Regions from separate parts of the Homo sapiens genome. Here all the other regions are linked to region 2. Evidence: read pairs that join two places in POLR2A ChIA-PET (ENCODE). Cell type or tissue: Panc1. All regions are shown on one strand.

Region 1 (4,000 bases), 110 kb after region 2:
TGAGGACTCTGAACTTATGGGTGGAGGGATTGATATTGGGGCAGAGCCAGGGAAAACACCAAATATTGCCAGGGCCATCCACCAGTCAGGAAGGACAATGGCCCCCAGAGCTGGATCAGGGAAGCCCCCTATTGAACCCAGGTTAATCCTTTCATGCTGGGGCATGGAGAGGCCTGGAGGGTCCCAAGGGAGCAGCTGGGCCATCAGAAGTGGGTAGTGGCTTTTTAAAAAAAATTTTATTTTATGTTTTTTAATTTTATTGTTTAAAAAAAATTATTTTGTTTTTTGAGACAGGGTCTCATTCTGTCACCCAGGCTGGAGTCCAGTGGTGCAATCTTGGCTCACTGCAGCCTTGACCTCCTCAGGCTCAGGTGATCCTCTCAGTTCAGCCTCCCAAGTAGCTGGGACTACAGGCATGCACCACCATGCCTGGCTTTTTTTTTTTTTTTTTTTTTTTTTTTTTTTTTTTTAAGAAACAGGATCTTGCCGTATTGTCCGGTCTGGTCTTAAACTCTTGGGCTCAAATTATCAGCCTGTCTCGGCCTCCCAAAGTGCTGCAATGACAGGGGTGAGCCACTGTGCCTGACCTAATTTTGTTTTAGAGACAGAGCCTCACTTTGTCACCCAGGCTGGAGTGCAGTGGTACAATCATAGCTCACTGTAGCCTTGACCTCCTGGGCTCAATAAATCCTCCTAACTTGGCATCCCAAAATGCTGGGATTACAGGTGTGAGCCATCATGGCTGGCTATTTTTTTACTTTTTTGTAGAGACAAGGTCTCCTTATGTTGTCCAGACTGGTCTTGGACTTCTGGGCTCAAGCAATTCACCCACCACACCCAGCCCTCTATTTCAACATTGTCTTTTTTTTCTTTCTTTCTTTCTTTTTTTTTTTTAAGATGAAGTTTTGCTCTTGTTGCCCAGGCTGGAGTGCAATGGTGCGATCTCGGCTCACTGTAACCTCTGCCTCCTGGGTTCAAGCGATTCTCCTGCCTCAGCCTCCTGAGTAGCTGAGATTACAGACATGCGCCACCATGCCCGGCTAATTTTTTGTATTTTTAGTAGAGATGGGTTTTACCATGTTGGTCAGGCTGGTCTTGAACTCCTGACCTCAGGTGATCTGACCGCCTCGGCCTCTCAAAGTGCAGGGATTACAGGTGTGAGCCACCGCGCCCAGCCGTATTTTTTTTTTTTTTTTTTTTTTTTGAGACAGAGTCTCGCTCTGTCATCCAGGCTGGAGTGCAGTGGTGTGATCTCAGCTCACTGCAGCCTCTACCTCCCAAGTTCAAGTGATTTCTCCTGCCTCAACCTCTCAAGTAGCTGGGATTACAGGCACACCACTATGCCTGGCTACTTTTTGTATTTTTAGCAGAGATGGGGTTTCACCATGTTGGCCAGGCTGGTCTTGAACTCCCGACCTCAAGTGATCTGCCCACCTCAGCCTCCCAAAGTGCTGGGTTTACAGGTGTGAGCCACTAGGCCTGGCCTATATTTCAACATTTTATTTTATTTTATTTTATTTTATTTTTTGAGATGGAGTCTTGCTCTGTCACCCAGGCTGGAGTGCAGTGGCGAGATCTCAGTTCACTGAAACCTCTGCCTCCTGGGTTCAAGTGATTCTTCTGCCTCAGCCTCCCGAATAGCTGGGATTACAGGCGTGCACCACCACACCTGGCTAATTTTTGTATTTTTAGTAAAGACAGGGTTTCACCACCTTGGCCAGGCTGGTCTTGAACTCCTGACCTCGTGATCCACCTGCCTCGGCCTCCCAAAGTACTGGGATTACAGGTGTGAGACACCATGCCAGGCCTTTTAATGGCCTTTAATGGCACGGCTACATTCTAATGGTTCTGGTTGGACCAGTGGTCCCAGGTGTGTATAATCAGGAGCTGGGGTGGGGCTGTGGCCGTGCTTAGGACCAGGGCAGGGTCAGAGCTGGGCTGTCTCACCAAGGACAAAGTACATCTCCCACGTGGCCTCCACTGACTGAAGTTGGGGCCCCAGGGCCCTGTCCCCACCTGTGCCATTAAGTGGCCCCGCCAGGATTAAGCACTTATCCCGGGTGTCTGAGCTCCAGTCTGGGAGGAAGAGAAGACCCCCCTGAGGAGGAGCATCCAGGAGCACCCTGGCCTGTCCAGCCGTTCAGGTGACCTTGCTGTCTCTGTGCAGATGGACCCAAGGCTTCCAGTGCTCCCTTTCCTCCACACTGTATAGAGAATGGGCAAGTCCCTCCTGCTGACATCCCAGCTCCTAAGCCCGTGTCCTAGAACACCCCACTTGGGCCTGCAGAACCCTTTCTACTTCCCTCTCACAGAATCTCGTTTGGGTTCCTTGTCCTGGTGGAGGCGGTATGCGCTCAAAACCCAGGTTCTAAAGTCCTGTGTGTGCGTGTGTTAGGCCTCAGTATCCTCATCTGGAAAATGGGTACTTTGCAGATGAGGAAACAGAGGCCCAGATTAGGGATGTCACTTGTTCAAAGTCACATGGCTGGGAAATGGTGGTGCTGGGCTTCAGTCCCAGGCATTATGACTCCAGAGCCCAACTATTTAACTCCTGCTCTACAGGGTCCCTTTAAACCACAGCAACAATTGCTATTGTTCAGTGATGGGAAAATATTGGCTAATTCATACTAAGGTCTTCATGATTGCTCGCAATCCGTGGAGATAACCAATCTAAAGGGCAATACAATTAACTGAGAACAATGCTACAGTGAAGGACTGGGAGGCCAGGCGGGGTGACTCAAGTCTCTAATCCCAGCCAAGGTCACAGGATTGAGCCCAGGAGGTCGATCACACCACTGCATGCAGCCTGGGTAACGAAGCAGTGTCTCAAAAAAAAAATAAAATAAAATAAAAAAGGGCCGGGTACGGTGCACGCCTGTAATCCCAGCACTTTGGGAGGCCGAGGCAGGTGGATCATCTGAGGTTGGGAGTTTGAGACCAGCCTGACCAACATGGAGAAACCCCGTTTCTACTAAAAATACAAAATTAGCCGGGCGTGGTGGCGCTTGCCTAAAATCCCAGCTACTTGGGAGGCTGAGGCAGGAGAATCGCTTGAACCCGGGAGGCAGAGGTTGCCGTGAGCCGAGATTGGGCCATTGCACTACAGCCTGGGCAACAGAGCAAAACTCTGTCTCAAAAAAAAAAAAAAAAAAAAAAAGGAAAAGAATTGGGAAACGGCACACCACAGTGGTTAGTGGTTAAGAACATGGATTTTGGATTACTGCCTGGATTCAAGTGGCACTTCCTAGCTGTGTGATCTTGAGAAAGTCACCTAACTTCTCTGTGTCTGTGTCCACATCTGTAAAATGAAGGTGATTTTAATAGTACCTACCTCCAGGGATTATTGTGAGGTTTTGTTTTATTTTGTTTTTTGAGACAGGGTTTCACTCTGCCACCCACACTGGGGTACAGTGGTGTGATCTTGGCTCACTGCTACCTCTGCCTCAGGGGCTCAAATGATCCTCCCACCTCAGCCTCCGAAGCATCTGGGATTACAGGCACACACCACCAAGCCCAGCTGATTTTGGTATGTTTTGTAGAAATGGGATTTCACCATGTTGCCCAGGCTGGTCTCGAACTCCTGGGCTCCAGCGATCCACCCGCCTTGGCCTCCCAAAGTGCTGGGATTCCAGGTGGGAGACACCGCGCCCAGCCTGTTGTGAGGTTTAAATGCAGAGAATACGCTAGGCCCAGGCACATGGTAAGCACTGTTATCAACCCTGTCATTGTAAGGAGGGGACTGATCATTAGCTCCTATGGTCACCATTTCTGGCCAGCAGGAAGTCCCTTAGGAACACTGAACCACAGCTCTTCAGATACAGAAAAGCCCCAAAGGGGCCAGGAGCAGTGGCTCACACCTGTGATCCCAGCATTTTGGGAGGCTGAGGCGGGTGGATCACCTGAGGTCACGAGTTCGAGACCAGCCTGGCCAATATGGTGAAACACCGTCTCTACTAAAAATACAAAAAATAATAACTGAGCATGGTGGCACATGCCTGTA
Region 2 (4,000 bases):
GAGGACACAGCAGTGAAGTGGAGTCACCTGGGCCCCTCCTGGCCCACAGCCACCCTGAGGCCACGTCTGCCTTCCCTTCCTACCTTCAGGGATGAATTCTGGGATGTGGTAGAGAAGTTCCAGGTCATCACTAGCTACAGGTGGGGAGAACACAGCAAAATCTCCTGAGGCCCTGCACTTTCAAAACCTGGAGCTGGAGCAAGTTGTTTGCTTCTCAGCCTCCTGTAAAACCCTCCAAAGAGCTTCCCACTCGGGTTTGCTAGTCCTTAGAGTTTCTTTTCTTTTATTTCCCCCCTGAGACAGGATCTCCCTGTCGCCCAGGCTGGAGTGCAGTGGTGTGATCTCAGCTCACTGCAACTTCTGCCTCCTCGGTTCAAGTGATCCTCCCACCTCAGCCTATGGAGTAGCTGGGATTATAGGCGCACACCACCACCATGCCCAGCTAATTTTTTTTTTTTTCGAGATGGAGTCTCGCTCTGTTGCCCAGGCTGCAGTGCAATGGCATGATCTCAGCTCACTGCAACCTCTGCCTCCCAGGTTCAAGTGATTCTTCCACCTCAGCCTCCTGAGTTGCTGGGTTTATAGGTACCCACCATCATGCCCGACTAATTTTTGTATTTTTAGTAGAGACAGGGTTTCACCATGTTAGTCAGGCTGGTCTTGAACTCCTGACCTTAGGTGATCCCCCCGCCTCGGCCTCCCAGAGTGCTGGGATTACAGGCGTGAGCCGCCGTGCCCGGCCAATTTTTGTATTTTTAGTAGAGATGAGGTTTCGCTATATTGCCTAGGCTGGTCTTGAACGCCTGAGCTCAAGCATTCCACCCACCTTGGTGTCCCAAAGTGCCAGGATTATAAGCACGAGCCACCACGCCTGGCTCTGCTCTTTTTTTTTTTTTGAGACCGGGTCTTGCTCTGTCACCCAGGTAGTAGCATGATCATAGCTCACTGTAGCCTCAACCTCCTGGGCTTATGCTATCCTCCCACCTCAGGTATATTCCAAGTAGCTGGGACTACAGGTGCGACTCCATACTCAGCTACTTTTTTTTTTTTTTTTTTTTTAATTTGTAGAGACAGCCTCTTGCCATGTTGCCCCAGGCTGGTCTTGAACTCCTGGCCTCAAGGGATCCTCTGGCCTTGGCCTCCCAAAGTGCTGGGATTACAGGTGTGAGCCCCTTGCCTAGCCCTTTAGAATTTCTTCATGTGAATTATAAAAAGGCACTGCCTGAGAGGAAACAGTCCTGTTAAGGCACAGGACCTGTCTCCTCTGACCCCTCGGTTGGGGGTTTTGTGCACTGCACAGCCTGCACAAATCTACATAGGGGCCCTATTCTCACTGCAGGTAAAATAAAATCTCTTTATTGTGAGCCACAGGGCCCTTTCAGATCACCAAGCCTATATCCTGTTCTCCACTGCTACTCCTCAACCAGGAGTGACACAGGTAATGTTGCCCTCCCTCTGTCTGCTGGGCACAGATCCCTCAGGATGGGCATGCAGTCCACAGTCTGGGATCCTGCCCCTTTGTGCCCAGCCCCTTGCATCACCCTCATTACCTGTGTTGTAGCTGACCACCTGGAAACGTTTACTTGCATTACCATATCCACTCTCCACCAGCAGCAGTAGAGTATACTCACCCGCGATGTATTCAGACCAAATTATGGAGCAGGTGGTAACTGAGAGGGAAAGGGGCAGTCCAGAGCCGCCCCAGGGCTCAATAGCCTTGGTCCTGTGCCAGCTGTACCCCTCCCCATAACTCACCCCTCCCTAAGACACTGCCCATTCTTTCCCATGACCCCTGCCACCCTCCCCTGCTCTTCTGCATCCTCAGTTCCCCCAGCCTCCCACCGCAGACCCATCGGGGTAATGAGTACCTCCTATCTGCTCGCACACAGACCACTGCCTGGGCAGCATCTCAAAGGACACCTGGCCATCTGCAGAGCAAGGTCGGGTTCATGTTCAGGCCCTCTCCCTCCTGTCTGGCAGCCCATCAAGCCAACTCCGATTGCCCTCCTTATGCCCACCAGCCCCTCCGTCCTTGGGATCTCATTCTCTGGCCTTTCGTCACTCACACCTGGCCTATCAGAGCATGTCTGTCTTTGGTCACAGTCATGAGACTGTGGGTCTCATGCCTCAGGTCTGGCCATGTGACCCACGGTGGGCCGATCAGAGTTTACTCTGGGATTTGTGTTAGAATTAATGGGAAAGATGCTGTCTTCATTCTCTTGGCGTGACTCAGACTAGTAGGTGACTTGAGTCTGAAGCTTTAAGGGGCCACCTTTAACCTCCATGGAGGAATAGCTACCTAAAAATGGACCCAAATTATAGGACCAATAATAATAAACTGTTTGTAACACTCACCACATCACTAGCACTAAGACCTTTACAAAAACCAACTTATTTAATCTTTATATCAACCCGGTGACCTAGATGCTAGTACTACCATTAGCCACATTTTGTAGGTGAAGAAAACGAGATCAGAGAGGTCAAGTTACATATCGAGAGGCACACAGCGAAGGTGTGATGGAGCAGTCTCTCTCCAGAATCTGTGCTATAATTAATTACTATGCTGCACTACCTTACCAAGAGATGGAGTCCTGATGACCTACCCTGTGGGCCCCTGGATCCAGCCATACCTGAAGTTGAACCGTAGTCTTTTCATTTATGTAAGTCCACAAATTCTTTGTGCTTAAGTTATTATTATTATTACTATCATTATTATTAAGACAGTCTCACTCTGTTGCCCAGGCTGGAGTGCAGTGGCATGATCTTGGCTTACTGCAACCTCCGCTTCCCAGGTTCGAGCAATTCTCATGCCTCAGCCTCCCAAGTAGCTGGGACTACAGGTGCATGCCACCATGCTCAGCTGATTTTTGTACTTTTAGTAGAGATGGGGTTTCGCCATGTTGGCCAGGCTGGTCTCGAACTCCTGACCTCAGGTGATCCACCCACCTCAGCCTCCCAAAGTGCTGGGATTACAGGCATGAGCCACTGTGCCCAGCTGTACTTCAATTATTTTTGAATTGGGCTTCTGCTATTTTTGTTTTTTTGGGGGATTTGTTTGTTCGTTTTTGAGACAGAGTCTCACTCTGTTGCCCAGGCTGGAGTGCAGTGGTGCAATCTCGGCTCACTGCAACCTTCATCTCCTGGGTTCAAGTGACTCTCCTGCCTCAGCCTCCTGAATAGCTGGGATTACAGGCGCCTGCCACCACGCCCAACTAATTTTTTTATTTTTAGTAGAGATGGGGTTTCACCATGTTGGCCAGGATGTTCTTGAACTCCTGACCTCAAGTGATCCGCCTGCCTCAGCCTCCCAAAGTGCTGGGATTACAGGCATGAGCCACTGTGCCCAGCTCTTCTGCCCTTTAAAACCAAGTACATCATGAAAGATACATAACATACCCCCAAGCCCTACCCCTACAAACGCATCCCTCCACCACCACCATCACCCTCAGCCTAGGGGCCCTCCTCAGGGCACATGGTAATGAGTGAGGGCCCAAGGTTAGAATTCTCGGAGGTGAGAGAGGGTATGGAGGGGTCCCTGGGGCTGACAGAGGCCCACACCCTTACCTCTGATGGTCCCGAAGTGTACATAACCCTCATGCTTGCCCGTGGTGAGGGCCATTATGTACTCAGAGCCATTGCTATGGAAATACACAGGGCACAGCTTCTTGATGCACTCGCTGGCCAGGACACGAATCCAACTGCCTAGTGAAGTCAGTATGGGGCCTCAGACCCAGGTGGTTGGATCTGGGGCCTCTGCCCCCTGCCCACATTTCCCTGGCTTTAGTGAGCCTGTTATCTGTCCTCTCATGCTGAAGCACCCGTTCAGTGTGGTGTCAGGGAGCACCTGGCAGAGGGCACCCGCTGCCTTTGAGAAAATCCTCCTTGCTCACACTCTGTCCATGAGGGTCAGATTGGGCTGACACCTCCCTTGCACTCCCTAGGCCACAATGATTAGCATGTGACCAAGCCGGCCAAATCAGAGGCAATATCAGCTTGCAAT
Region 3 (4,000 bases), 220 kb after region 2:
TTTTTAAGGATTAAAATGATATAACACGCATCCCTGTCTCCCAATCCCATCCTCCAGTTTCAACTACCAGAAGCAACCACTGCTCCCACTTTCTTACGCATTCTTCTTTTTTTTTTTTTTTTTTTTTTTGAGACAGTCTCACTCTCTTGCCCAGGCTGGAATGCAGTGGCGTGATCTCACACCACTGCACTCCAGCCTAGGCACAGAGAGTGAAACTTCGTCTGAAAAAAGAAGAAAAACAAAACTAAAACAAACAAACAAAAAAACCCAAACAAAACTCCAGCCTTGTGGCCTGGGGGTAGGAGGAAGACCCCATGCATTCTCCTCGGTGTCTGAGAGCATGGGGTCAGCGTGCAAGCCATGCGGCCTGGCTGGTGGCAGCGAGGGCACTTCTATCCCGTCCTCACTGCTCGCCTCAGAGCTCACTACAACAGACATTTGAGCCAGGGTTGCATCAACAGGCTGGAGAAAGCCCAGAGCCTGGGTCATCAGCTCTGCAAATGAGGTCAGCTACACACCTCTGCATTTGAAGAACAACAAAAACCACCCAAGTCCTGACCCACGCCCACCCCTGCAAACGGGAGATCCTGTTTCAGCAGCTGCCTTATAAAGGGAACAGGAGGGAATGTCTTCCTCCTGAAAAGGGCAGGGAGAAGAACTCCTCTGTCTGGTTGCACTCTCCCTGGCCCTGTCTCCCCAAAGCTGGAGAACTGCAGACTTTTCTTTGCCTTTCAGTTTGTCCCTACCTGCATGTTTGGGGTGAGAGTCATGCGATGCGCAAGCTGGCTTATCGTGTGCACCCGTGGGAGTGTGTGGAGAGGGGTGCATGTCCTTCCTCGAGGAGCGTAGCCACCAGGGCACTTGCCTGTGGGGTTATCTGGCCTTGACTTGCCCCTGCAGAGATCTAAGCAGGTGTGGCTGGGCTGTGGCTCCGGGCAGGGTAGGAAGGTGGCAGGAGAAAAGGGCTGGGAACCGGAGACACCCGGGGCATGACTGGAGTCCTGAGGTTGAGCCATCTGGGATGTGGGTAGGGGTGGCCACACCCTCAGGTTCAGGGTTTAGGCCTGCCCAGAACTGTCCCCCACCAAGTGGAGAGAGAGCAAGCACGACTCAGGAAGGTGAGGGTGGGGACATCACTCGCATGCCCGTGTATTAATAGCTCGTGATGGCTTTCAGAGGCTGCAGAGTATAATGGAGACAGGCCGACCTGGATTTGAATTTTGCTTTGCTGCTTACTAGCTGTACAACTCTGCAAAGTGACTTGTTCACTCTGGGCCTCGGTTTTCTCGTCTACAAAGCAGAGATCACACCAGCCCTGGTGTGAGCCCAGCAAGGTCATATGTGAATATGGCACTCATCGTCACCCCATCTTGTGCCCTCCTCTTGGCTGAATCTGCTGCAGCCATGCAGGTCCTCTTTCTGGTCTGTCTCCAAGCTAAGGGCCTTTGCCCTCACCTTCGGGCCTTCCCGGACCACCCTATCCAATGTGGGTTATGTGCCCTTTACAGTCCTCACATCCAGTATCTTGGTGCCAGTGTCTCTCGAGCGCCTCCTATAGGCCAAGTACTGTCCCACGTGCCTTTTTTTTTTTTTTTTTTTTTTTTTCCTGAAACAGAGTCTCGCTCTGTCATCCAGGCTGGAGTGCAGTGGTGCAATCGGCTCACTGCAAACTCTGCCTCCTGGGTTCAAGTGATTCTTCTGCCTCAGCCTCCTGAATAGCTGGAACTACAGGCGCACGCTACCATGCCCGGCTAATTTTTGTATTTTTAGTAGAGACGGGGTTTCACCATATTGGCCAGGCTGGTCTCAAACTCCTGACCTCATGATCCACCCGCCTTGGCCTCCGAAAGTGCTGGGATTACAGGCATGAGCCACCAAGCCTGGCTTTTTTTTTTTTTTTTTTTTTTTTGAGAAAGCTTGAGTGCAGTGGTGTGATCACAGCTCACTGCAGTCTCAACCTCCTATCTCACCCTGAGTAGCTGAGACTACATGCATGTGCCATCACACCTAGCTGATTTTTAAAAATTTGGGCTGGGTGCAGTGGCTCATGCCTGTAATCCTAGCACTCTGGGAGGTCGAGGCGGGCAGATCACATGAGGTCAGGAGTTTGAGACCAGCCTGGCCAATAAGGTGAAACCCCGTCTCTGCTAAAAATACAAAAATTAGCTGGGTGTGGTGGTGCATGCCTGTAGTCCCAGCTACTCGGGAGGATGAGGCAGAAGAATCGCTTGAACACAGGAGGCGGAGCTTGCAGTGAGCTAAGATCATGCCACTGCACTGCAGTCTGGGCAACAAGAGTGAAACTCAGTCTCAAAAAAAAAAAAAATTTGTTGTAGTGGCGAGGTCTTGCTATGTTGCCTAGGCTGGTCTCGAACTGCTGGGCTCAAGTGATCTTCTGGCCTCGGCCTCCAAAAGTGCTGAGAGCCACCAGCACTCCACAGTCACAAATTCACTGGGTCTGGCCTGTCCTACGTGCTTTACAAGTTGGATCTCCTTCAACTTCACAAACGCTCTTGTGGAAAGGACGTTATTGTCCTTGTTTTACAAATGAGGAAACCGGGCACAGGGTGGTAAGGCCACTTCCCTAGGGTCAAAGGTAACAAGGGGAAGAGCTGGGATTCAAACCTAGACAGCCTGCCTCTCCTGCTATGCTCTCCTGCCTCCCCACTCTGTGATATAAAATCATCTCATTCATTTACTTGTTTACTGTTTGTCTCCCCTGACCCATTGGGGCCTCACTCCATGAGGCCAAGGCCTTGGCTGTCCTCTGTGCACTGTTTCCAGAGCTGAGAACATGGTGCGTCTCTCTCATTGGTCACTTCTGGAGGTTGCTAGGGACCAACTCATTATTCTGAAAACTGTATTTATCTTGTCTTCTCTGTACAAATTATACCTCAGGGTAACTAAACGGTTACTGAAAGAAAGCTCTTTTTAGAAGCATTCCAGCCAATATATGAAGAAGGAATGACAGAATGAAGATGGCACTCGTCTGCAAACCGTCATGAAATGATGGATCTAGGCAGGGCCTAGCAGTGGCTGCTGGGCTGTGAAACAGGACTGGAGGGGACATGTGGTGATGGCCAGGTGCCGCTGTCTGAAGCCTCTGCTTGCCCCTAGTGTCACTTGCAGGGGGAGACCAGGCACGCAGTGCCTTCTCACAGATGCATACCTAGGAGTGCTGCGGCCGAAAGACATCCCATTGGGGCCTAAGCAAGCTTCCATCTTTGACTCTAGTTTACAGAAAATACCAGTGGTGGAGCAATAGGCTAAAGGACACCATGGGGAGGCCGCCAGCTAAAGCCAGGAAGGGGGAAGCTCTAAGGACAGGTGACCTGGTTTCTTTCCAAAATAAACTGCAAGGAAAAGGCCAGGCGCGGTGGCTCACATCTGTAATCCCAGCACTTTGGGTGGCTGAGGTGGGTGGAACACCTGAAGTCAGGAGTTCAAGACCAGCCTGGCCAACATGGTGAAACCCCAGCTCTACTAAAAATATGAAATTTAGCCAGGTGTGGTGCTACATGCCTGTAATCCCAGCTACTCAGGAGGCTGACACAGGAGAATCGCTGGAACCCAGGAGGCGGAGGTTGCAGTGAGCCAAGATTGCGCCACTGCACTCCAGCCTGGGTGACAGAGCAAGACTCTGTCTCAAAGCAAAAAAAAAAAGAGCCTCAAGAGATACATGAATCAAATGCAATAGGAGAATTCTTTTTTTCTTTTTTTTTTTTTTTGAGACGTAGCTTCATTCTTGTTGCCCAGGCTGGAGTGCAATGGCACGATCTCAGCTCACCGCAACCTCTGCCTCCCGGGTTCAAGCAATTCTCCTGCCTCAGCCTCCCGAGTAGCTGGGATTACAGGCATGCGCCACCACGCCCAGCTAATTTTGTATTTTTAGTAGAGACAGTGTTTCTCCACATTGGTCAGGCTGGTCTTGGACTCCAGCCTGGTTCAGGCTGGTCTTGAACTCCCGCCTGGTGATCCGCCCGCCTCGGCCTCCCGAAGT

What was found. ChIA-PET counts read pairs that join two places held together with the same protein. Peaks named below come from ENCODE experiments on the same cell type or tissue, not always from the same donor. Only the 100,000 strongest peaks of a DNase experiment are listed, where the experiment ranks them.
Region 1: POLR2A ChIA-PET joins it to region 2 with 7 read pairs; 12 of 35 experiments call an interaction of 5 or more read pairs at or near these places.
Region 3: POLR2A ChIA-PET joins it to region 2 with 7 read pairs; 2 of 35 experiments call an interaction of 5 or more read pairs at or near these places.

Annotation. Positions count from the first base shown.
Region 1 is chr19:38,246,566-38,250,565 of GRCh38, reverse strand. No RefSeq gene overlaps it. Among named protein-coding and RNA genes, the nearest start is that of PPP1R14A, 7.8 kb to the left of the region's middle. In Panc1, no CTCF peak of the experiment used is centred here; no DNase peak of the experiment used is centred here; H3K27ac peaks cover 1,035 bases.
Region 2 is chr19:38,354,412-38,358,411 of GRCh38, reverse strand. It overlaps CATSPERG (catsper channel auxiliary subunit gamma), which reads right to left. Exons shown (of 29, transcript NM_021185.5): 9 at 3,565-3,702; 10 at 1,869-1,928; 11 at 1,551-1,670; 12 at 84-134. Among named protein-coding and RNA genes, the nearest start is that of PSMD8, 18 kb to the left of the region's middle. In Panc1, no CTCF peak of the experiment used is centred here; a DNase peak (open chromatin) is centred at 2,227.
Region 3 is chr19:38,132,313-38,136,312 of GRCh38, reverse strand. The region is part of intron 10 of SIPA1L3 (signal induced proliferation associated 1 like 3); the gene reads right to left. Among named protein-coding and RNA genes, the nearest start is that of SNORD152, 29 kb to the left of the region's middle. RefSeq lists an enhancer at 3,231-3,731. In Panc1, CTCF peaks have their summits at 1,296 and 1,544 (motif pointing left); a DNase peak (open chromatin) is centred at 1,502.